Linked DNA regions of Homo sapiens: region 1 is linked to region 2. A link is a loop called in an ENCODE intact Hi-C map of the cell type or tissue named here. Cell type or tissue: thyroid gland. All regions are shown on one strand. Each heading gives the region's core, and the rest is flanking DNA. Links, peaks and the distances in the headings are about the cores only.

What was found. A loop is a pair of places that touch in the nucleus more often than their neighbours do. Peaks named below come from ENCODE experiments on the same cell type or tissue, not always from the same donor. Only the 100,000 strongest peaks of a DNase experiment are listed, where the experiment ranks them.
Region 1: it touches region 2 in a loop (2.0-fold over the local background); 5 of 110 quality-filtered maps call a loop at or near these places.

What each region holds. Positions count from the first base shown.
Region 1 is chr22:43,040,675-43,048,674 of GRCh38, reverse strand. It overlaps TTLL1 (TTL family tubulin polyglutamylase complex subunit L1), which reads left to right. Exons shown (of 11, transcript NM_012263.5): 10 at 2,102-2,265. TTLL1-AS1 (TTLL1 antisense RNA 1) reads right to left here. Exons shown (of 3, transcript NR_125362.1): 2 at 7,374-7,464. Among named protein-coding and RNA genes, the nearest start is that of TTLL1-AS1, 6.1 kb to the right of the region's middle. In thyroid gland, for the core only: no CTCF peak of the experiment used is centred there; no DNase peak of the experiment used is centred there; H3K27ac peaks cover 713 bases.
Region 2 is chr22:42,652,769-42,669,812 of GRCh38, reverse strand. No RefSeq gene overlaps it. Among named protein-coding and RNA genes, the nearest start is that of CYB5R3, 12 kb to the right of the region's middle. RefSeq lists silencers at 7,067-7,346, 7,387-7,436, 7,567-7,706. In thyroid gland, for the core only: a CTCF peak has its summit at 7,682 (motif pointing left); a DNase peak (open chromatin) is centred at 7,662; H3K4me3 peaks cover 693 bases; H3K27ac peaks cover 444 bases.

The DNA of each region.
Region 1 (8,000 bases), core at 1-8,000, 380 kb before region 2:
TGAGCCACCATGTCTGGCCTGGGTTTTTTTTTTTAAGAGACCAAGTCTCGCTCTGTGTTCCAGGCTGGAGTGCAATGTCACCATCATTGCTCGCCGCAACTTGAACTCCTGGGCTCAAGTGATCCTTCTCACCTCAGCCTCCTGTGTAGCTGGGAGTAGAGGTGTGTGCCACTCTTCCCAGATAATTTTTTTTTTTTTTTTTGGTAGAGATGGGGTCTCGCTGTGTTGCCTAGGCTAGTCTTGAACTCCTAGCTTCAAGCGATCCCTCCACCTCGGCCTCCCAAAGTGCTGGAGTTATAGGTGTGAGCCACTGCACACAGCCTAAAACAATTCTTTTTTTTTTTCTTTCTTTTTTTTTGAGACGGAGTCTCACTCTGTGACCCAGGCTGGAGCGCAGTGGCGTGATCTCAGCTCACTGCAACCTCCACCTCCCGGGTTCAAGCGATTCTCCTGTCTCAGTCTCCCAAGTGGCTGGGATTACAGGCGCCTGCCACCACACTTGGCTAATTTTTTTTATTTTTAGTAGAGACAGGGTTTCACCATGTTGGCCAAGCTGGTCTCGAACTCTTGACCTTGTGATCCACCCGCCTCAGCGTCCCAAAGTACTAGGATTACGGGCATGAGCCACCGCGCCCGGCCCCTAATAACAATTCTTAATCTTCATGTATTCATAATAAGAATTATAGTATTATGGTATACTACAGTGGTCATTTTGAGGACAATGAGATGTGTGCAATTCTTTGGCACAGTACATATTCGATACACTGCTAGCAGCACAGACAGGCAGTCTGACTGGGAGAAATGTAAACAGCTTACAAATTTGCTCCCTCTAATCCCCCATGGCCTGAAACAGCTAACCAAGGTCATTAGAACAGTGCCTAAAATATGAGTAAATAAGTAGTGACTGGCCGGGCACGGTGGCTCACGCCTGTAACCCCAGCACTTTGGGAGGCCGAGGCGGGCAGAACCCCTGAGGTCAGGGGTTCAAGACCAGCCTGACCAACATGGTGAAACCCTGTCTCTACTGAAAATACAAGTATTAGCCAGGCGTGGTGGTGCATGCCTGTAATCCCAGCTACCCAGGAGGCTGAGGCAGGAGAATTGCTTGAACCCGGGAGGCAGAGGCTGCAGTGAGCTGAGATCACACCACTGCATTCCAGCCTGGGTGACACAGCAAGACTCTGTCTCAAAAAAACCAAAAAAAGTAGTGACTGAGGGCCTGTGGGACTCTCCACAGAACAAAGCGAATGTCTTCATTTTAATGTGTGGATCTTGTGACGTTGCTTAGCTTCTCAGAGGCCTTATGGGACCACCTTTCCATGTGTTGGAAGGATTCATCATTTGAGTGAGAATGCTGCTTTACTAATGAGATATTACTCTCTTAGCAAAAAGGGAGCCCATTGCCTTTTGCTGAAACCCACACTGCTGCTTGGGCAGGGCCATTTGGGTCACTGATTCTAACAAACCCTTGTGGGGCTCTTGGTACTTAGGACAGAACCAGTCACACAGGTAGGCACTGATAACGTTTGTGATATACACTGGCCCAAAATGTTTGTGCGATCGCTGATTTGTAGATCCTAATTCTAATCCTACCTTTAAGTATTACTTATATTTCATTGAACAGCTAATAAAAGTGGATCACAAAGAGTTTCCTATCCAAGGTGCTCTGACGGTATTAGATAGTAGCAATATTAAATAACCATTTTCCAGGTGTGGTGGCTCACGCCTGTAATACCAGCACTTTGGGAGGCCGAGGTGGGAGGATCACCTGAGGTCAGGAGTTCGAGACCAGCCTGGTCAATATGGTGAAACCCCATCTCTAATAAAAATACAAAAAAATAGCTGGGCGTGTTGGTGTGTGCCTGTAGTCCCAGCTACTCAGGAGGCTGAGGCAGGAGAATCGCTTGAGCCCGGGAGGCGGAGGTTGCAGTGAACCGAGATTGCGCCACTGCACTCCAGCCTGGGCAACAAGAGCGAAACTCTGTCTCAAAAAAAAACTTCACTAAAGTGTGTAGCAGCCAGCATCTCCTTCTGCAGTGCACATTTTCATTCCAAAAGAGCGAGAGACACAGGTGAGGAACATGGGTCTTTCATCTCACAGGTGAATGCGTCCCCGTCTCTCACGTCCAGCACTGCCAATGACCGAATCCTCAAGTACAACCTGATTAATGACACCCTCAACATCGCCGTCCCGAATGGTGAAATCCCAGACTGCAAATGGAACAAGTCGCCACCTAAGGAAGTCCTCGGCAATTACGAGATTCTGTAAGTGTGTGTGTGACTGTGCGCTTGTCCTTCTGTGTTTCCGAATGGCGTGTGCCATAGCCCAGCTTGGATTTCTGGGCATATGTGGATTCTCCTTATTTGGGCAGACTGTTTCATTTACTAATGACATGATGGGATAGATCTTGTTGTAGCAGAAAAGCAATTTGTTTATTTTATTATTATTATTTTGAGAGGGAGTCTCACTCTGTCGCCAAGGCTGGGTTGCAGTGGCACGATCTTGGCTCACTGCAACCTCCGCCTCCTGGGTTCAAGCAGTTCTCCTGCCTCAGCCTCCCAAGTAGCTGGGACTGTAGGCATGTGTTACCACTCCTGGCTAATTTTTGTATTTTTAGTATAGACAGGGTTTCACCACGTTGGCCAGGCTGGTCTTGAACTCCTGACCTCAAGTGATTCTCCCACCTCGGCCTCCCAAAGTGCTGAGATTACAAGTGTGAGCCACTGCACCCAGCCCAGAAAAGCAGTTTGGGTGCTGAACTTGATCATTGTGTATGCTCCTACTCAAAACATATGTGTGGTGCACTGATCACGTGCCAGGCCCCCGCTGGCCGCCGGGATAGCTGGAGCAGGCTGGGTGGAGTGCTTGGCCGCTGGGATAGCTGGAGTAGGCTGGGTGGAGTGCTTGGCCGCTAGGATAGCTGGAGTAGGCTGGGTGGAGTGCGTGTTTCTCACGGGTCACCTGGGCTCATTCCCTGGCTTTGCCGCATAGAGCTGGGTGACAGGGAGGAACTCAGTGCAACTGTTTGAGCCTCAGTTTGTCCACCTTTAAATTGGTATAATAGACCAGGTGCAGTGGCTCACACCTGTAATCCCAGCATTTTGGGAGGCCGAGGCGGGCAGATCACCTGAGGTCAGGAGTTCGAGACCAGGCTGGCAAACATAGCGAAACCCCATCTCTACAAAAAAAAAAAAAAAAAAAAATGGGTATAATAAGATCTATTTTACAGAGCGGGAAGGAAATAGCTAACTTTCGAGGGCTTGTCATGTGTCAGAAACTGTGCAGAGTGCTTTACACACAGTATCAATTCCTTTCCCCAGTAATATTTTGAAGTAGGTAAGACTATTAGCTCCATTTCACAGGTGTGGAAACAAAGGCTTAGAGCGGTTCCGTGGCATACTCGTAGTGACGAAAGTGGGAACAAAGTGAGAGCCCATCAGGAGTGTGGTGGCTGAACACAGTATGGTTCATTCATTCTGCGGTCTATTAAGTGGCCTTTAAAAAGATTGACCTGGCTGGGCGTGGTGGCTCACGCCTGTAATCCCAGCACTTCAGGAGGCCAAGGCAGGTGGATCACGAGCTCAGGAGTTCAAGACCAGCCTGACCAACATGGTGAAACTGTATCTCTACTAAAAATACAAAAATTAGCCGGGTGTGGTAGTGCGCGCTTGTAATGTCAGCTACTCAGGAGGCTGAGGCAGGAGAATCGCTTGAACCCGGGAGGCGGAGGTTGCAGTGAGCCCAAATTGCACCACTGCACTCCAGCCTGGGCGACAGAGTGAGACTCTGTCTCCAAAAAAAAAAAAAAGGATTGACCCAGAGCTACACCATGGGGCCTGGGAGGTTGCCTGGGAAAAACTCACTGCAGAAAAGGGTGTATAACGTAATCCTTGTAAAACATTGGCCTCAGAATCCCCTGTGTGTACATACAGTGACATGTGCGGTGGCTTACATGCGAATGCATGAGCAGGGAAACATGGAAGGACACACATCATGTTGTTGGCATCGATACTGCAGTCGAGTGGGCGTGGAGAAGAGAGGGAAGCAGACGGCAGTAAAAGGCGGAGGAGTAGGTGTGTTAGGATCACAGTTACATGCTTCTGTCACAGCAAAAATGTGCATTTCATGTAAATTTTTAAAAAACAAAGGAAGAAATATTTAGTGAAATTTACACACACACACAGAGACGTCAGGCTTGTAGCTGGTAGGCGCTGCTGGTGGGAGGACTCTGAAGCCCATGCTTAGCTGCCTCCTGCCCCTGCTGTGGGTGATGTGTGGTGTGGATGTGCGTGTTACAGCTCATTGTCTGGAACAGGAGGAGCAGGTGCAAGGGGAGTTTAGATGGAAGTATACTGGGCTTGCCGGCAACCTCGGGGCCTCTACAGGGTAGTGGCTGTGAACTTCAGGGGTGACCAGTCAGTGTGTGGTTGGTTGTTCTCTCCCTCCATGATCAGCTGCCCAGGCTAGGTACAGAGAAGGCAGAGGGTTGGGAGGGACCAGGATTGGGAGCTTGCGATGGCAAGACAGAGGGCAGCGGGGACAGGGAGAAGATGGGGGTGGGTGGCAGTCTCTCGGGGAGGAGGGTTGTTGGAGTCGGGCACTAGGGAAGTGGGCTGGGAGGAGAAGGGGCAGTGGTCAGGGAGTGAGCACTTGCCATGGAGATAATGCAAGGGGTGACGAGGCTTGGGGACTCCCTGGGGATGGGACTGAGATGGAGTAGAGGACAGGGTCACCAGAGGTCAGGGAGTTGGGGGTTTCATCTGTTTGGTCATTGCCATCACCCACCACCATGAACTAGGAGCCTGGCTCTCCAAGGGATCTGGGGTGGTGACCTGGAGGACTGGAGGTGACTGCACAAGGAGGAAGGTAACTGTGGTGACCAGGCCTGGAAAGAGCTGGGGGCTTTAGAGAGGAGGCCCCCTCCAACCAGGAGTATGGGGGGTGGGAGAGAAAGCAGTCTCCACACCAGGGGCTGCAGGGGAAGCAGCGTCTCGCAGGAGCCCATTAGAGCAGGAAGGGGAAGTGGAGATTAAAGGATAAGCAGAGGGCATGGTGGGTGCGATGATGGGCAGAGAGTTCCGGAGCCCACAGAGGGTGAGTCTGGGGATGGGGTCAGACTGGGATTGGCAGCCTGGAAGGTGAAGGGTGAGATCAGGGTTGGGGATGGCAACTGCGATGGCGGCCTTCGGGGCTGGGTCCTGATGGCCCCTGTGCTGGAGGACTGAGGGGGTCTGTGAGTGTGTACAGGGTGGGGACCATTGCGGGGAGACTTGTCAGTAGCATGAGGACCTTGGGGGGTTCTCTTCAGTCCAGTTGAGGGTGGTGGAGAGGCTGGCTTGTTGGGAGCGTGTAGAGCCTCTGCCGCGTCCAGCCTGTGGACTTCTTGAGGGAGTGGGCCAGACTCGCCATTTCCCGGCCAAGAAGCAGAGGCCAGGCTGGGTATGGTGGCTCATACCTGTAATCCCAGCACTTTGGGAGGCCAAGGCAGGTGGCTCACCTGAGGTCATGAGTTCAAGACCAGCCTGGCCAACATGGTGAAATCCCGTCTCTGCTAAAAATACAAAAATTAGCCGGGCGTGGTGGTGGGCACCTGTAATCCCAGCTACTTGGGAGGCTGAGGGCAGGAGAATGGCTTGAACCCAGGAGGCGGAGGTTGCAGTGAGCCGAGATCGTGCCACCGCACTCCAGCCTGGGCGACACAGCGAAAGTCTGCCTCAAAAAAAAAAAAAAAAAAAGAAAAAGCAGCAGAGGCCAGAGCCTCACTGCTTTTAGTTGAAGAGACAACAAGGTGAACCCCCCTCCCTGATCCAGCCGTCCTCTCCTGGCTCCTGAGGAGTAATGGAAGGCTCTTGTGTGGAGCTGATGGCCTCTAAACGCTTCTAGTCAGGGCTTGCTTCCCTTAGGCATTCAGCTGATCAAAGAACCCCAGCTCCATTTTCAGGTGCAGCCACCAGCAGCAGTAGCAGTTGGTGCTGACTGGGAGGGCCACGTCATCTGAGCGGCGCCGCCCGTCCATGCCAGGTGCTCTGCGTGCCCACAGCAACTCCTCAGAGCCCAGCAGCATCTAGCAGAGGACACTGGCCGCATGAGGTCACGTGCCCCAGGCCATACCATTGGCTGTGGCCCTACAAGGCCTGGCACTTTGCATCTGCCACCTCCAGGACCCTGTTCCGAAGTTGCTGACTGTACTTTTACAGCCTTTAAAAAACCCTAACAGTGACTAGATTGTTTCTGTGAAAAGCCAGAAGAAAAGCCTGCTAGAACAGGAACTTCGAAGAGCCATCTTGGCTCTGATTCTCCTCTGCGTTGGCTCGGTAGGTGGCCAGACCACCCCTGGGAACAGCGCATCCCGGTGCCAGCTGCTTGCCAAATGCTCCTTTCTGTTTGTTTTGTTTTTTGAGCCACACAGATCAGCACAAGTGCTCCGTGAAACCGGTCACCATATGTGGTCCTTTTCTCCATTCATTCAGTAGATTCCTATCCACCAGACCTTGAGCAAGCTGCTGGGGGCAGCCACGAACCAGACGGGCGGTCACTGCAGCCCCCTGGCCAGGGAAGCAAACACGGGGGCAGTGGAGTGACGACATTTATGAATGTGGAGTCCCCACGGGGTAGGGGTATCTGATCCTGTGGAGAGGCGCCAGGGAGGCTTCCTGGAGGACCCCCCCCACCCAGGCAGATTCCAGAGTTCCAGGGGTGTCCTGTCCGGCTTCCTTGTGTCATAGGGACTATGGCTGTGTCTCTCCTTCGAGAGCCAGAGAGGAAGCAGGCCCCTGTATCATCATCCTGACAGCTCCACCCTGGTGCAGAGCCTGGATCCCTGTGGTGTCTGCTTCACAGACAGAAGTCAGAAAATGCGGCCAGGCGCAGTGGCTCACACCTGTAATCCCAGCACTTTGGGAGACCGAGGCAGGAAGATTGCTTGAGCTCAGGGGTTCGAGGCCAGTCTGGGCAACATGGTGAAACCCCATCTCTACCAAAAATACAAAAAGTTAGCCGGGCGTGGTGGCATGCGCCTGTAATGCCAGCTACTTGGGAGGCTGAGGCATGAGAATCTCTTGAACCCAGGAGGCAGAGGTTGCAGTGAGCCAAGATCGGGCCACTACACTCCAGTCTGGGTGACCGTTTAAAAAAAAAAAAAGGAATCAGAAAATGCTTTCTTCCCACCTACTCTTTCAGTCCCAGTTTGCCACCAGAAGCACAATGCAGAAAATACATTCTTTAACCTCAGAAGTTTCTAACTCATACTACATTCAACCTGCAAACTCTGGTTTTGGTAATAAGCTTATCACAGAAATCCACCCTTTTCCAGAAGTCCACATGATTAGCACTCAGCATCTGGGTACCTTTTGTGTTTGACACAAATACCTACATACAACCGAGGGTCCTAGTCAGGATGGCCAGCGCAGCACACCGACGGATGTGCTTTAACTGGGGAAAGATGCTTTCCACACTCCTCAGCGCTATGGGACAAAAAACTCCGAATTAGAAATCAGAAGTCCTAGAGGTTAATCTTACCTGTGCCACAGGCCAGCTGTGGGACCCTAGGCCCTGAGCAAACCTCTAGAACCCCAGTTTCCCCCCATAGGAAGCAAGTCCTGGTGCTGCCGCCCGAGTTGGGAGGATAATGTCAGTCACCGTGGAGGGGGGCGGCCCCATTCCCCCAGCCTGCTCCCTGCCACAGCCTGCAATAGGTGCAGGCAGCAACGACCATGCTCCAGGACCCCGTGAGAGAAGGGCCCCGCCACTGTGGGAAGGACCCAGGACTTGCCCAGATGCTGTGACCACCCCGTCTGGGGAGCTGCAGCTGGCATCCAGCTCTTCCAGACACGAAAATTCAGGCTGTTTCCTACACTGCTGCCTCCTTAGCACACGCGGCCTTAGGATGCATGAACGTTAATTGGGAAACAGGCAGTTAAAGAAAATGGGGGCCAGGCACGGTGGCCCACGCCTGTCATCCCAGCACTTTGGGAGGCCGAATGGGCAGATCACCTGAGGT
Region 2 (17,044 bases), core at 3,504-11,503:
TGATCCACCCACTTTGGCCTCCCAATGTGCTGGGATTACAGGCGTGAGCCACCGCACCCGGCCAATTAAACTTTCTTTACTGCAACAATGCTGTCTCAGTGAATTGGGTTTATCTGTGCAGCGGACAAGACGAACTCCTCAGGCAATTTCACAAGCAGCTCCATGGATAGGTCCACACGGAGGGTAACAGTGGCTCCCAGCCACCCCGCAGTCTCCCAGGCAGGAGAATGAGCCATCTTGGAGGTGGGCCTTCCAGCCCAGTCAAGGTATCCCAGCTGATGCCACATGGAGCTAAGAGATGGCCCTGCTGAGCCCACAAAATTGCAATACTGTGGCCAGGTGCGGTGGCTCATGCCTGTAATCCCAGCACTTTGAGAGGCTGAGGTGGGAGGATCACTTGAGCCTAGGAGTTAGAGACTAGCCTGGGCAATACAGCAAGACACCATCTCTATTAAAAAATATATATAGGCCAGGCACGGTGGCTCATGCCTGTAATCCCAGCACTCTGGGAGGCCAAGGTGGGTGGATCACCTGAGGTTGGGAGTTCGAGACCAGTCTCCTAGCCAGGAGACCAACATGGAGAAACCCCGTCTCTACTAAAAATACAAAATTAGCCGAGAGTGGTGGCAGGCGCCTGTAATCCCAGCTACTGGGGAGGCTGAGACAGGAGAATCACTTGAACCCGGGAGGTAGAGGTTGCAGCGAGGTGAGATCATGCCACTACTCTCCAGCCTGGGCAACAAGAGCAAAACTCTGTCTCAAAAAAAAGAGAAAAAAAAAAAAGAAAAGGAAAGAAAAGAAAAGAAAAGAAAAAAATATATATATACACACACATATATAGCAATATTGTAAGCCAATGAACAACTATTGTTTTGAGCTACTGAATTTTGGGGTGGTTTGTTATGATCAATGACCGGAAGACAGTGTGACACGTAAAAGTAGGGTGGTACAGAAACAAAAAATACACCTGGCATTGGTTTGGGGACCAGAGAGTAGAAAGGACCTTGACAAAACTGTTAGTGAAAGCTTAAAGAACAGTGAGGAAATTACTTTTTTCTTTTTTTTTCTGAGATGGAGTTTCACTCTTGTCGTCCAGGCTGGAGTACAGTGGCACATCTTGACTCACTGCTCATTTGCCACCATGGCCGGCTAATTTTTTTGTATTTTTAGTAGAGACAGGGTTTCACCATTTTGGTCAGGCTAGTCCCGAACTTCTGACCTCAGGTGATCCACCTGCCTCGGCCTCCCAAATCACTGGGATTACAGGCATGAGCCACCACATCTGGCCCAATATAGAGTTTTTTTATTTTTATTTTTTTTATTTTTTGTTTTGTTTTGTTTTTGAGAGAGTGTCACTCTGTTGCCCAGGCTGGAGTGCAGTGGTGCGATCTCAGCTCACTGCAACCTCCACCTCCCGGGTTCAAGCAATTCTCCTGCCTCTGCCTCCTGAGTAGCTGAGATTACAGGCATGCACCACCATGTCCAGCTAATTTTTTTGTATTTTTAGTAGAGATGGAGTTTCACCATGTTGGTCAAGCTGGTCTCGAACTCCTGACCTCAGATGATCTGCCTGCCTCGGCCTCCCAGTGCTGGGATAACAGGCATGAGCCACAGCGCCCAGCCCAGGAAATTACTATTGGAAGCTGAAGAAAACAAGGCCCAGTTATGTAACCCAAGTGAGATATACTGGAACGCTTGTTTTAATCACCTCTCTTGACTTCATCAGTGCAGGAGGGATTCCTGACCTAGGATTATGGCAATGGCTGAACACAGGACACCCGAATCTGGACAGAAGAGATCCAGAGCAGTTTATGAGTCACATGTACTCACAGCTCAGGAGAGGAGGACACACTCTGCAGGGCCACACAGGGCTTGTGCCTGGTACCAGTGGACCACAAGAGGCTTTGTAGTATCAAGAGGGTAAGGGTGGCCGGGCGTGGTGGCTCATGCCTGTAATACGAGCACTTTGGGAGGCTGAGGTGAGTGGATCATTTGAGGTCAGGAGTTCAAGACTAGCCTGGCCAAACATGGTGAAACCCCATTTCTGGCCGGGCGTGGTGGCTCACACCTGTAATCCCAGCACTTTGGGAGGCTGAGCCGGGTGGATCACGAGGTCAGGAGATCGAGACCATCCTGGCTAACACGGTGAAACCCCGTCTCTACTAAATATACAAAAAATTAGCCGGGCGTGGTGGCGGGCACCGGTATTCCCAGCTACTTGGGAGGCTGAGGCAGGAGAATGGCGTGAACCCAGTAGGCGGAGATTGCAGTGAGCGGAGATCGCGCCACTGCATTCCGGCCTGGGCGGCAGAGTGAGACTCTGTCTCAAAAAAAAAAAAAAAAGAAACCTCATTTCTACTAAAATATAAAAATTAGCCGGGCATGGTGGTGAGTGCCTGTAATCCCAGTTACTTGAGAGGCTGAGGCAGGAGAATCACTTGAAACCTGGAAATGGAGGTTGCAGTGAGCCGAGATCGTGCCACTGCACTCCAGCCTGGGTGACACAGCGAGACTCATCTCAAAAAAAAAAAAAAAAAGTTGAGGTGTCCTCTGGTTTCGTGGTGTATGTGATTGGCTTGTTTTTATAATTCCATGGGCTGGCAGGGAACTGAAACCAGCTACTCAGGGGGAAGCAGGAATTGTACCCGGTCCACCTGATAAGGAGGATTGCTTGGCACTTGGCTAGAGTACGTTATGTTGAAATGTTGAAAATGCCAGCTATTTTCTTTCTTTTTTTTTTTGAGATGAAGTCTCACTCTTGTCCCCCAGGCTAGAGTGCGATGGCGCGATCTTGGCTCATTGCAACTTCTGCCTCCTGGGTTCAAGCGATTCTCCTGCCTCAGCCTCCTGAGTAGCTAGGATTACAGGCATCTGCCACCACCGGCTAATTTTTGTATCTTTAGTAAAGACGGGGTTTCACCATTTTGGCCAGGCTGGTCTTGAACTCCTGACCTCAGCCTCCCAAAGTGCTGGGATTACAGGCGTAAGCCACCGCGCCCGGCCAACCAGCTATTTTCTTTTAGCTGCTTATGATAAAATTCAAGATTATAATGAGTGAAAAAGGAAGGATTCAGGTCTCAGGTAGAATTACGAGGGCATATAAAGGAGCCAGGATTTGCTGGTTTCAAACATATAAACTATCATGTAATTTCTTTCTTTCTCTTTCTTTCTTTTTCTTTCTTTCTTTCCTTCTTTCTTTCTTTCTTTCCTTCCTTTTTTCCTTCTTTCCTTCTTTCCTTCTTCCTTTTTTTTTTTTCTGAGATAGGTTCCAGCTCTATCACCCAGGCTGGAGTGCAGTGGCACAATCTTGGCTCAGTGCAACCTCTGCCTCCCCGGCTCAAGCCATCCTCCCACCTCAGCCTCCTGAGTAGCTGGGACTACAGGTGCAAACTACCATGCCCGGCCAATTTTTGTATTTTTGGTAGAGATGGGGTTTCGCCCTGTTGCCCAGGCTGGTATCCAGCTCCTGGGTTCAAGCAATCCTCCCGCCTCAGCCTCCCAAAGTGCTAGGATTACGGGCGTGAGTCACTGCACCCCACCTAATTTCAGTTTTTGTTTGTTTGTTCCTTTTTTTTTTTTTTTTTGAGACCGAGTCTCGCTCTGTCGCCCAGGCTAGAGTGCAGTGGCGCGATCTCTGCTCACTGCATCCTCTGCCTCCCGGGTTCAAGCAATTCTCCTGCCTCAGCCTCCCAAGCAGCTGAGACAACAGGTGTGCACCACCATGCCTGGCTAATTTTTGTATTTTTAGTAGAGATGGGGTTTCACCATGTTGGCTAGACTGGTCTCGAACTCCTGACCTCAAGTGATCCACCTGCCTCAGTCTCCCAAAGTGCTGGGATTACAGGCGTGAGCCACTCTGCCTGGCCCTAATTTCATTTTTTAAGCAATGAGGTTAGTTTCTTTTATTATAAACTTAGCCTCGCAGTAAAAGATTTTAAAAAATATCTTGGCAGTTTTTGCGCCTAGGACAGAAACTGGCATGGTGCTTATCCACACTGACATCTGAATAAATGCGGTCTGAGACCTGTTCTTCTTCTATTTCTCAAGTTGCTGCCTGCAAACGGACAAGAATCTGTTACCTTGAAGAGAGCAAGAGCAGAGCATGTGACTCCAGCAAAAAGTAGGGCATCTGGGGAGCTGAGATGACTGAAAGCCACCAGGAAGGTACTTTCCAGGCAGTTAAATTTTTTCTTCTGGTATCCCCACTCTCCTCCATCAGCCACAGATTGCTCCCTAGAAGAGGTGATCTGTGATGCCAAGTCAGTGATGCTCAGGGCTGGGTACTATGATCTTCCTCCAGGTGTCAAGGAACTTGCAGGAAATCGTCAGGCCAATTCGGGCTGCCACGACGAAGCAAGTGAGGCTCATAAAAGTAGTCACCCAGCCAAGATTTGAACTGTGGTCTCTCTGAGGATAAACTCATGCTCTGTCAACTACATCAGGGGGTTTCAAGCTTTCTCCCAAAGGCCTTGCCCTGTGAATACCAGGAAACCCATAAAAGTCCCAGATCTCAGATGAGGATAGAAATACATGCCATCATTTGCATGTTACAATGCAAAACCTGTGGTACTCACCTGCTTCAGCAAGCAGGATGGTGTGTGGATGCCCTCAGACCACTCCAGTCTGACCTGGGTACGTCGGAGCAGCTGTGCTGGACCTCCACCCTACAGGCACTTTTGCAGTGTCATTCATTCAACCATTATTTATTGAGGGCCACCATGCTCCGGGCCCTGGCATGGTGGACTGTACGCAGGGAGGCAGCCTGGGCACAGGGAGGCAGCCTGTGTACAGGGAGGCAGCCTGGGTAGAGGGCGGCAGCCAGTGAGGCCAGACTGCCTGCATCTGCAGCACGTTCACCTGTGTGATGCTGAGTGTGTGAATTACTGGTCTGTTTTCTCTTCTGTGGGATGGCAGTAACATAGGCTTTCTCCTCCCAGGGTGGCCAGGAGAAATGGATGAGTTAAGGCACGTACACAGTGCCAGTCATATAGCAAGCAGTCTCATTTCTTTTTTCTTTTTCTTTTTTTTTTGAGACAGGGTCTGGCTCTGTCACCCAGACTGGAGTGCAGAGGTGCGATCTTGGCTCACTGCAACCTCCGCCTCCCAGGCTCAAGCCATTCTCCCACCTCAGCTTCCCACGTAGCTGGGACTACAGGCATACACCACCGTGCCCGGTTAGTTTTTGTATTTTTTTGTAGAGATGGGGTTTTACCATGTTACCCAGGCTGGTCTTGAGCTCCTGGGCTCAAGGGATCCACCTGCCTCAGCCTCCCAAAGTGCTGGGATTACAGGCGTGAGCCACTGCCCCAGCCTCTCATTTCTTTATTACTATTATTTGATAACTGATGGATGGATTTAATTACAAAATTGTAAGATACACAGGAAAGGCCATGGTTAAGCCCATTTTACAGATGAGAACAATTGAGGCTTGGGCCATTGAAAAAGGTTGCTGGGAATAGAGTAGGTAGAATTATTCCCACTTTATAGACAAGTAGACTGAAGCTCAGGGAGTTAAGTCACCAGCTCAAGGTCAGTATCAGTGTCAGAGCCCAGGCCCAGGCCCCTCCGGCCTCAGTAACAGCCCCCTCTTTGAACTCTGAACTAATGGGGCAGTGTTTCACAGAAGGCACAGGTGGCCTCAGTGACGGGAAAGGCCCAGGAGGACAGGTGGCCTGAGATGGCTGAGGTCCTGCAGCAGCGTGTACTCCTCCAGCTGAATCGGCCTGGGCCTCACCTCCTTGGTCCTCACCTGCTCAGACTCTGCAGGAAGCTCCCTGGGAAACGGTTCAACCCAGAGTTTGTGCTCAGAAAACCCATCTTCCCACCGCCACTGGGCTCAGCACCTAGGCCTGGCTCCATGGCTGACAGCGATTTATTTATTTATTTACTTATTCATTTGAGACAGAGTCTCGCTCTGTCAGCCAGGCTGGAGTGCAGTGGCACAATCTCAGCTCACTGCAACCTCCGCCTCCTGAGCTCAAGCGATTCTCCTGCCTCTTCCTCCTGAAAGCTGGGATTACAAGCATGTGCCACCAAGCCCAGCTAATTTTTGTATTTTTAGTAGAGATGGGGTTTCACCATGTTGGCCAGGCTGGTCTCGAACTCCTGACCTCAGGTAATCCGCCCACCTTGGCCTCCCAGAGTGCTGGGATTACAGGCATGAGCCACTGCGCCTGGCATTAATAGGGATTTAAACGCGTAGACCCCCAACACCCCTTCCTCACCCAGCAGCTCCCAGAGCAGCCCCTAGCTCCTGGCTGGATTAGAGGCACCTGGCACTGTGCCTGAAATCAACACCTCCTTTGGGTTTTGGGTTCTCATTAGCCAGAACTTTCTCATGAAATAAAAATGATAACCTGAGGGAAAACTGTTAAAAGTTTGTAATTATAGAAGGGGAGGAGCTCCTGTCTTTCTTTTGTTTTGTTTTGTTTTGTTTTGTTTTTTGAGACGGAGTCTCAGAGTCTCGCTCTGTCACCTGGCTGAAGTGCAGTGGCATGATCTCTGTCGACTGCAACCTCCGCCTTCAGGGTTCAAGCGATTCTCCTGCCTCAGCCTCCCAAGTAGCTGGGACTACAGGCATGCGCCACCACGCCCAGTTAATTTTTGTAGTTTTAGTAGAGCCAGGGTTTCACCATGTTGGCCAGGATGGTCTCGATCTCTTGACCTCGTGATCTGCCTGCCCCAGCCTCCCAAAGTGCTGGGATTACAGGCGTGAGCCACCGAGCCCGGCCAAAAGGACGCAGACTCTGTTTTGAAGGAGGAGGTGGAAAGGGATGGAAGAAACTTCCAGAGCGTGCCGTTTTCTTTGTGACAGGCTCTGTCCTCGGCAGGGGCAGGCGTGACCTCTCTGAGCCCATGAGCGGGAACTGTTTTTGCCCTGGACACCCTGGGATGGGCCCTGCCATGTTGCCCAGGCTGGACTTGAACTCCTGAGCATCCCCTGCCCCGCTGCCCTCTCGGCCTCCATTCGGGAGCTTCACATCCCCCTCCCCTCACCCCCACGAGTCCTGGGGGGCCAGCTGGGAGCTCTGCGGGGAGTAACCCCACGAGGGCAAGGCAGGGGAGGGCGCCGCCCAGCGCCCCGTGGGGCTTCCGCCGCCTCGAGGCAGACCCGGATCCAGAGGGCGCCTGGACAAGGTAGGGCCCCCATCCCGCCCCGGCTCCGCGTGCCCTCACAAGAATCACCCGTCTCCGACCGTCACCTCCTCCCGCTCCCGGGCCTCCCCGGCAGCCCCCACGACCGTCCACCCCGGCCCGCCCGGCCCGGGCTCCCGCTCTCTCGGCCGCTCTCCGCGGAGCCCCGCAGCCCAAGGGGCAGCACCTATCCCGGGACAGCGGCCTCTCTTCCCCACCGAGGCGTCTGCAGGGCTCCCCGTAGCGGCGCGGGGCTCGGGGACACGGACTCGAAGGAACCTGAACACCTCCAGAGCGTGGAGGTTGTGGGGGATGAGCCCCAAGAGGCGCACCCCTCCCAGGCTGCCGGGACCCAAGGTGGGCACGGGCTGGGTCCGAGGAAGGGGTAGAGGAGGCAGGATTTGGGGCTCGGCTGGAGCAGAGCAGCGGCAGAACCCCCAGCCGAAGCCGGTGGGAGTGGAGATTTCGGATGGAGCCGGCTGGACCCGCGCCCCGGGCGCCGGGAGCCTTTTCCTGGCTCGGGCGCGCCCCCTGGAGGCCGGAACCTGACATCAAGCGCACCCAAATTGCTGGGACTACAGACCTGGCGACAGTACCCAGCCCATCCTACTCAACTGCAAATGCCCCCTTTTACACTTAGGTCTATTTCTGGACGCTCAAAGATCCATTGAGATCTATTCTGCATTGGTTGGACAGAACCAGTTTTCTTCATCTACAAATAATAATACAACTCTCCTTTTTTTTTTTTTTTTTTTTTTTTTTTTTTGAGACAGAGTCTGGCTCTGTCGCCCAGGGTGGAGTGCAGTGGCGTGATCTCCGCTCACTGCAGCCTCCGCCTCCCGGGTTCAAGCAATCTGGGATTACAGGCATGCGCCACCACTCCAGGCTAATTTTTGCATTTTTAGTAGAGACAGGGATTTCACCATGTTGGCCAGGCTGGTCTCGGACTCCTGACCTCAGGTGATCCTCCCCCCTCGGCCTCCCAAAGTGCTGGGATTACAGGGGTGAGCCACCACACCCAGCCAAGTTAATTCAATTTTTAAAAATAAATAATTTTTTTTTGAAACGGAGCTTCACTCTTGTTGCCCAGGCTGGAGTGCAATGGCGCGATCTCTGCTCACTACAACCTCTGCCTCCCGGGTTCAAGCAATTCACCTGCCTCAGCCTCCTGAGTAGCTGGGATTACAGGCGTGCACCACCACATCCAGCTAATTTTGTATTTTTAGTAGAGATGGGGTTTCACTATGTTGGTCAGGCTGGTCTCGAACTCCTGACCTCAGGGGATACACCCGCCTCGGCCTCCCAAAGTGCTGGGATTACAGGCGTGTACCACCCCACCCAGCCAAAAAAATAAAATTAAAAATATGTATATAAATAATAATATATATTATTAAATATAATAAATATATATAGAAATAAATAGGCCGGGCGCGGTGGCTCATGCCTGTAATCCCAGCACTTTGGGATGCCAAGGCGGGTGGATCACATGAGGTCAGGAGTTCAAGACCAGCCTGGCCAACATGATGAAACCCCCGTCTCTACTAAAAATACAAAAATTAGCTGACCATGGTGGCGGGCACCTGTAATCCCAGCTACTCGGGAGGCAAGGCAGGTGAATCACTTGAACCCAAGAGGCAGAGGTTGCAGTGAGCCAAAATCATGCCATTGCACTCCAGACTGGGCGACAAGAGCAAGACTCCGTCTTAAAAAAGAAAAAAAGAAAAGAAAAGAAAAGAAAAAGAAAGAAATAATGGACGGGGTTGGGAGAGCTTCTGGACAGCTGAACACTTGCTGGTGCCTGGAGGGTAGTGTGCCTGGAGAGGGCATGGAGGTGCCACACACTTCCCCTTCCCTTGCCCTATGGATCTCTTCCATCTGGTTGTTCTTCTGTATCCTTCTGAATATCCTTTATTTTATTTTATTTTATTTTTTTGAGATGGGGTCTCAGTCTGTCACCCAGGCTGGAGTGCAGTGGCAGGATCTTGGATCACTGCAACCTCCACCTCCCAGGCTCAAGTGGTCCTCCCGTCTCAGCCTCTCAAGTAGCTGGGACTACAGGTACACACCACTATGCCCAGCTAATTTTTTGTATTTTCAGTAGAGATGGAGCTTTGTCATGTTGCCCAGGCTGGACTTGAACTCCTGAGCTCAAGCAATCCACCTGCCTCAGCCTCCCAGAGTGCTGGGATTACAGGCGTGAGCCATCACACCCGGCCCCTGAATATCCTTTATGATAAACCTGTAAATGTTAGTGTTTCTCTGAGTTCTGTGAGCCATGCTACCAAATTAATCAAACGTAAGTGGCGGGTCTTGGGAACTCCAACTTACAGCTGGACAGTCAGAAGTGTTACCAGCACACTGGGTTCTTGTAATCTTCCAGGATAGAAATCAAGAGAGATCACCAGACATAGCAGCAAAAAGAAAGTTTATTTTAGCTTGTGCACAAGGAAGCCAGCACTGAGAAAGGAAAAGGAACGGGCTGCTCCCCAGGGGTGTTGTGTGGGTTAGTTTTATAGCAGTGGTCCCCAGCCTTTGTGGCACCAGGGACCAGTTTTGCAGAAGACAACGTTTCCACGGATGGGGGGCTGAGGGGGTGGTTTCAGGATGATTCAAGCACATGACATTTATTTGCACTTTATTTCCATTATTATTACATTGTAATATATAATGAAATAATTATACAACTCACCATCATGTAGAATCAGTGGGAGCCCTGAGCTTGTTTTCCTGCAACTAGACGGTCCCATTTGGGGGTGATGGGAGACAGTGACAGATCATCAGGCATTAGATTCTCATAAAGAGTATGGAACCTAGATCCCTCACATGCACCGTTCACAATAGGGTTCACGATAGGATTCTCCTATGAGAATCTAATGCTGCTGCTGATCCGACAGAAGGCGAGCTCAGGCAGTAATGCAAGCGATGCGGATCGGCTGTAAATACAGATGAAGCTCTGCTTACTCGCCCCCCACTCACCTCTTGATGTGTGGTCCAGTTCCTAAAGGCCGTAAACTGGTATCAGTCCATGGCCTGGGGTTTGGGGACCCCTGTTTCATAGGGTTGTGAAAGGAGAATAGGGCCAGGCACGGTGGCTCACGCCTGTAATCCCAACACTTTGGGAGGCCAAGATGGGAGGATCACCTGAGGTCAGGAGTTCTAGACCAGCCTGGCCAACATGGTGAAACCCTGTCTCTACAAAAAATACAAAAATTAGCCAGGCATGGTGGCACACGCCTATAGTTTCAGCTATGGGGGAGGCTGAGGCAGGAGAATCACTTGAACCTGGGAGGCGGAGGTTGCAGTGAGCCAAGATTGCGCCACTGCACTCCAGCCTGGGTTATAAGAGTGAAACTCCATCTCAAAAGAAAAAAGAAAAAAAAAACAAAAACCAACACCAAGCACAGTGAGATGCTTCACACCCACGAGATGGCTATAATCAAAAGTCAGATAATAAGTGTTGGTGAGGATGCGGAGAAATTTGAACCCTCCTGTGTTGCTGGTGGGGATGTAAAATGGTGTAGCCACTTTGGAAAACATTTTGGTAGTTCCTCAATAAGGTAGACATACAATATATAGAACCCAGCAATTCCACTTCTAAGTATATATGCCCCAAAGAAATGAAAACATATGTCAGCACAAAAGGTACACAGATGTTTACAGTAGCATGATTCATAATAGCCAGAAAGTGAAAACAACTTAAATACCCATAAACAAATAAATAAAGTATATATCCACACCATGGCACCCTGTCACCCAGGCTGGAGTGCAGTGGTGTGATCCTGGCTCACTGCAACCTCTGCCTCCCAGGCTCAAGCCATCCTCCCACCTCAGCCTCCCTAGTAGCTGGGACTACAGGCATGTGTCATCACAACTGGGTAATTTTTTTTTTTTTTTTTTTTTTGAGACAGAGTCTCGCTCTGTCGCCCAGGCTGGAGTGCAGTGGTACAATCTCGGCTCACTGCAACCTCCACCTCCCGGGTTCACGCCATTTTCCTGCCTCAGCCTCCTGAGTAGCTGGGACTACAGGCACCCGCCACCATCCCCAGCTAATTTTTTGTGTTTTTAGTAGAGACGGGGTTTCACCGTGTTAGCCAGGATGGTCTCAATCTCCTGACCTTGTGATCCGCCCACCTCGGCCTCCCAAAGTGCTGGGATTACAGGCATGAGCCACCGCGCCCAGCAATTTTTGTGTCTTTTGTAGAGATGAGTTTTCGCCCTGTTGCCCAGGCTGGTCCTGGGTTCAGCTGGGCACAGTGGCTCACGCCTGTAATCCCAGCACTTTGGGAGGCCGAGGTGGGTGGATCACGGGGTCAGGAGTTCAAGACCAGCCTGGCCAACATGGTGAAACCCTGTCCTACTACAAATACAAAAATTAACCGAGTGTGGTTTTGCCAGCCTGTAATCCCAGCTACTTGGGAGTCCGAGGCAGGAGAATCGCTTGAATCTGGGAGACAGAGGTTGTAGTGAGCTGAGATCGCGCCACTACACTCCAGAGTGGGCGAACAAGTGAGACTCTGTCTCAATAAATAAATAAATAAATAAAAATAAAAATAAAGGCATTTCCGTCTTGAAGACCCTTCTTAGCCAGGCTGGCAGGAAACATGACTTCAGTTCTAGAGGCTCAGGAGTTTCAAGGGGAAGGACAAGGTGGGACTGGTTCTTGGTCACTGGTCCTCCCAAGTTTCTGCAGGGCTGCCCATCTTCACAAATCAGCTTGGGACAGCTCACATTGAGCAGCTCCCCACTGTCCTCCCATCCCCCTGGATCCTAATAGCCCATATATACCGGGAAGACCCCTGCTGTCTTTCAGCATTACCCCACCCAGGAAACAAGTGCAGCAAAAATCTTTCCCTTGTTGCACAATAACCCATAGAGGTGGGAAGTGGAGCTTGAAACAGTGTGACTACGTCAGGCCCAGGGAACAGGGGGGCAGAGGGGGGCAGTTCCCCAGAGAGGGCATCTTTCTCTAATTGCAGAAAGGTATGCTACAGGCCAGTAGGAAACCATTCATCTCTGGTTTCCCAGTCTAGCCCTGGCACGCTGTTGACCCTCAGTTAATGATACCTCGTGTGTGTGTGTGTGTGTGTGTGTGTGTGTGTGTGTGTGTGTGTGTGGTTTTATTTATTTGAGTCATAACTACATCTCCCACGTGGCATGGTTGGGAAGGCCCCTGGACTCCAGGATCTATAGACCTCCCTTAGCCTCCCCCTAATTGCCCCAGTCCTGGTGAGACGGTCTTTTTGAAAATTGTAACAGTGAAGGCCGGGTGTGGTGGCTCATGCCTGTAATCCCAGCATTTTGGGAGGCTGAGGTGGGTGGATCACCTGAGGACAGGAGTTCGAGACCAGCCTGGCCAACATGGTGAAACCCGGTTGCTACTAAAAATAGAAAAATCTTGGCCGGGCGCGGTGGCTCACGCTTGTAATCCCAGCACTTTGGGAGGCCGAGGCGGGTGGATCACAAGGTCAAGAGATCGAGACCATCCTGGCTAACATGGTGAAACCCCGTCTCTACTAAAAAATACAAAAATTAGCTGGGCGTGGTGGCGGGCGCCTGTAGTCCCAGCTACTAGGGAGGCTGAGGCAGGATAATCGCTTGAACCTGGGAGGCGGAGGTTGCAGTGAGCCGAGATCGCGCCACTGCTCTCCAGCCTGGGCAACAGAGCGAAACTCCATCTCAAAAAAAAAAAAAAAAGAAAAGAAAAAAAGAAACTTTATGAATTTGTGTTGGGCTATATCCAAAGCCGTTCTGGGCCACCTGCGACCTGCAGGCCAAGGTTTGGACAAGCTTGGTTTAAATGATCGTAGCCTTTCCCCAGAACTGAACCACCTTTGTAAAGCAGACGAAAGACCCACCAGGTTAAGAGGATGAGGAGCCTGAATTTTGCTAACGTGTAGACATAAATCATTACCAGCCATCATTCCAGAGGCCACAAGATTTGCAACTCCCCCAGTTATTTCTGCAGATAACATCCCTACTGCAGAACCTAAGACTTGGCCTTTCAAGATGTCTTCTCAGGCTTTTGCGTTTCTTGTGACCGATGACTCCGCCCAGACCCTGACACCCACAGACTAGTTCCATGGCCACACTCAGAAGTTGACTCCCTGACCAGGCAATCCTTGAAAAACCCTCGCCTCTGAATTTTCAGAGAGATTGTTTTGAGTCGTAACTATACCTCCCACGTGGCGTGGTTGGTTTGGGATGGGTTCAAGCAATTCTCCTGCCTCAGCCTCCCGAGTAGCCAGGATTACAGGCATCCACCACTATGCCCAGCTATTTTTTTTGTATTTTTAGTAGAGACAGGGTTTCACCATATTGGCCAGGCTGGTCTCGAACTCCTGACCTTGTGATCACCCGCCTCAGCTTCCCAAAGTGCTGAGATTACAGGCATGTGCCACCGTGCCTGGCCTAAACTCTCTCTTTATTGCAATGCCCTACTCTCAGTGAATTGGTTTTGCCTGTTCAGTGGGCACCAAGAATCCACTGAGGGGTTATCTGGTCAGAGGTGGGAGCCCTTCTTCCTCCACATGTTCTCAAGGAGCTCTGCCCAGGCCAGGGAACTTTCTCTGGCTCACTCCTGGCAGGCTGCAGCTTTCTGCCCCACCACGCCATTTCCCTGGGGCAGCAAACACAGGGAAAGGGAAGCGGAAAATACAGGAGAAAACAGAGAGAACATCATGATCCTATCTCTCCACACAGGCAAAGCACCTGGCACCTGTCAGAAGCTCCGTGTAGCTCATCACAGGGCGCCGCCCTTCCTCCATCGTTTGCATAAAATCACAACAGCGTGTTAGGTCCTCAGAGCTCAGATGTCACCTCCCTTGATTTCACATCAGTGAAGAGCCTGGTGTTCCTCCCCACCGTTTTCAGCTTGGTGTCTGTCTCTGGGGACTGAGCCTCATTCATCTCTGGTTTCCCAGTCTAGCCCTGGGCACACTGTTGACCCTCAGTTAATGATACCTCGTGTGTGTGTGTGTGTGTGTGTGTGTGTGTGTGTGTGTGGTTTTATTTATTTATTTATTTATTTATGAGACAGAGTCTTGTTCAGTCTCCCAGGCTGGAGTGTAGTGGTGCTTTCAGCTCACTGCAACCTTTGCCTCCCAGGTTCAAGCCATTCTCCTGCCTCAGCCTCCGGAGTAGCTGGGACTACAGATGCACGCCACCATGCTCAGCTAATTTTTAGTAGAGACAGGGTTTCAGCATGTTTACCAGGCTGGTCTTGAACTCCTGACCTCAGGTGATCCACCCACCTCGGCCTCCCAAAGTGCTGGGATTACTGCCACCACACCCGTCCCTGTTTTTGTTTTGTTTTTTGTTGTGTTTTGTTTTGTTTTGTTTGAGACAGGGTCTTGCTCTGTCGTCCAGGATGGAGTGCAGTGGCTTGATCTCAGCTCACTGCAACCTCCACCTCCCAGGTTCAAGCGATTCTCCTACCTCAGCCTCCCGAGTAGCTGGGATTACAGGCATGCACCACCATGCCTGGCTAATTTTTTGTATTTTTAGTAGAGACTGAGTTTCTCCATGTTGGTCAGGCTGGTCTCGAACTCCGGACCTCAGGTGATCCACCCGCCTCGGCCTCCCAAAGTGCTGGCATTACAGGCCTGAGCCACTGCGCCCAGCCGTGCCCGGTGTTTTTATTCACTCAATCTGGCAACTTAGTTCCTGCACCTCTGACAGGGACTTAGGGGACTGCCTGAGTAATATAGCTCCAACCCAGGCCCAAAACTCTGCCCTTGCATCTGCCTAGGAGCCTCCTTCCCAAACTCCTCCTCTTAGCCATAGAAGGGCTGGAGCTCAGAGATTCCTGAGGGAGTTGCTCCACTACCCTCCTGATTCTCTGCTCTCTCTGGGCCTCATTTTCCTCCTCTAGAAAATGACTGTTTCTCTGCCCCGTCTACCTCCCAGCCTTTCCCAAGGATCAAACTCCTCAGCAGGATGGGTCAGAGATCCTCAGCTAACATGCCCAAAGTAAAAGGGGTTTGTAGGGAGTTTCTGAATCACAGCAGGACTTTGAGGGAATAGGACAAGGGTCTTTCTTTTTTTTTTTTTCTTCCCGAAGCAGTTTGTAAACCAGTTAAACCACTCAATGATAACTGACTCAGGCCAGGATCCTGGCTAGATGCAGAAACCATTATATGAAGTTTATTGGGGATCAGGGCATTCACAGGGTATCAAAGCAAAAGGTTATCTTACATCGGGGAGGCCTGGCAGGCGCCACCAACAATGGGACAAGCTGACATCACATACCTGTACCTCCCGATCCCATCGGTCTCCAGATTAAAGGAGACTAAAGAGACTTTCCAAGTAAATGCAATGCTTGACCTGGGATTAGAGCCTGAGTCAGAAAAAAAAAAGAATAGCTAGAAAGGACTTTATGGGGTAATTGGGAATATGGACAGATAATAGCATCGGGTCAATGTTAAGTTTCCTGAATTTGATAATCACACAATGTAGGAGAGCGACCCTGTTCTTGGGAGAAGTATGGGGAAGTGTTTAGGGGTGAAGGGTCAAGTGTCTGCAACTAATTGTCACATGGTTCACCAAAACCAAATAGAGAGATAGGGAGATAGAGAGAAAAGCAGGGAGAAAGAGAAAGAGCTGAAATGATAACCACTGGTGAATGTGATTGTTGTATTTATACTATTCTTGCAACTTCTCTGTACGTTAAATATTTTTCCCGAACAAAAGTCTGAGGGAGAATAAATATAAAATATCAGAAGCAGAAGGAGCTTTAAAGACCTCGAGGTCTGCCCACCCTCTCTCAGACAAGTGCCCTGAGAAGGAAAGGTCTTGGCCTGCGGTCACTCCATGAGCCGTAGCAGAGCTGGCCAGACCCAACCTTGCTAGCTGCAAACACGAGTCCCCAGCCCAGGGTCTGAGAGCTCCCAAGAACAGCAGGCGAGCCTCTAGTCAATGTCCTTCCTGTTTCGTCTCCCTGCTCCCCGGGGCTGCCTCACAGTCAGCACCTTGCAGGAGGTGAGCAGCCCCCATGAGCTTCAGGGGAGAAACCTACCCCTCCCTTTCCAAAGAAACTGGACCCCCAACTTCCCTCAACCTGCTCTGCTGACCACACTGGGGAGACATCCCTACCTCCCTGGGTGCAGGCAGGATTAGACCTCAGGGTAAAAAGGAGGGCTCAGAGCAAAAACGATATGTTATTTTATTTTATTTTTTTATTTTATTTTTTGAGACAGAGTCTCGCCCCGTTGCCCAGGCTGGAGTGCAGTGGTGCAATCTCGGCTCACGGCAACCTCCAACTCTCGGGTTCAAGCAATTCTCCTGCCTCAGCCTCCTGAGAAGCTGGGACTACAGGCGCCCTCCACCATGCCTGGCTAATTTTTGTATTTTTAGTAGAGACGGGGTTTCACCATGTTGGACCAGGCTGGTCTCGAACTCCTCAGGTGATCTGCCTGCCTTGGCCTCCCAAAGTGCTGGGATTACAGGTGTGAGCCACCAAGCTTGGCAGAAAAAAGGACATTTTAACAGTGTCCCCTGGAAAGCAGCAAGTTCTGGGGCCTCACTTGGCTGTTGCAAGCAGATCCAAACCCCAGAAAGGAAATGTGTTGGGAGCTGAGGCCCAGATCAATAAATGGGCAAAATAAACACCCTTGGCACAGTCCTGTGCCAGGGTTGGGGGCAGCCAGAGGACAGGATTGCTGGAACTGGGGACCAAGCCAGCTGGAGGGTATGGACAATGAGGGGTCTCCAGTGACCCCATCTTTTTTTTTTTTTGAGAGAGAGAGAGAAATATGCAACTGGACAATTTGTTAGCTTTTCTTTTCTTTTTTTTTTTTTTTTGAGATGGAGTCTCTCTCAGTGGCCCAGGCTGGAATGCAGTGGTGTAATCTCAGCTCACTGCAACCTCCGCCTTCCGGGTTCACGCCATTCTCCTGCCTCAGCCTCCCGAGTA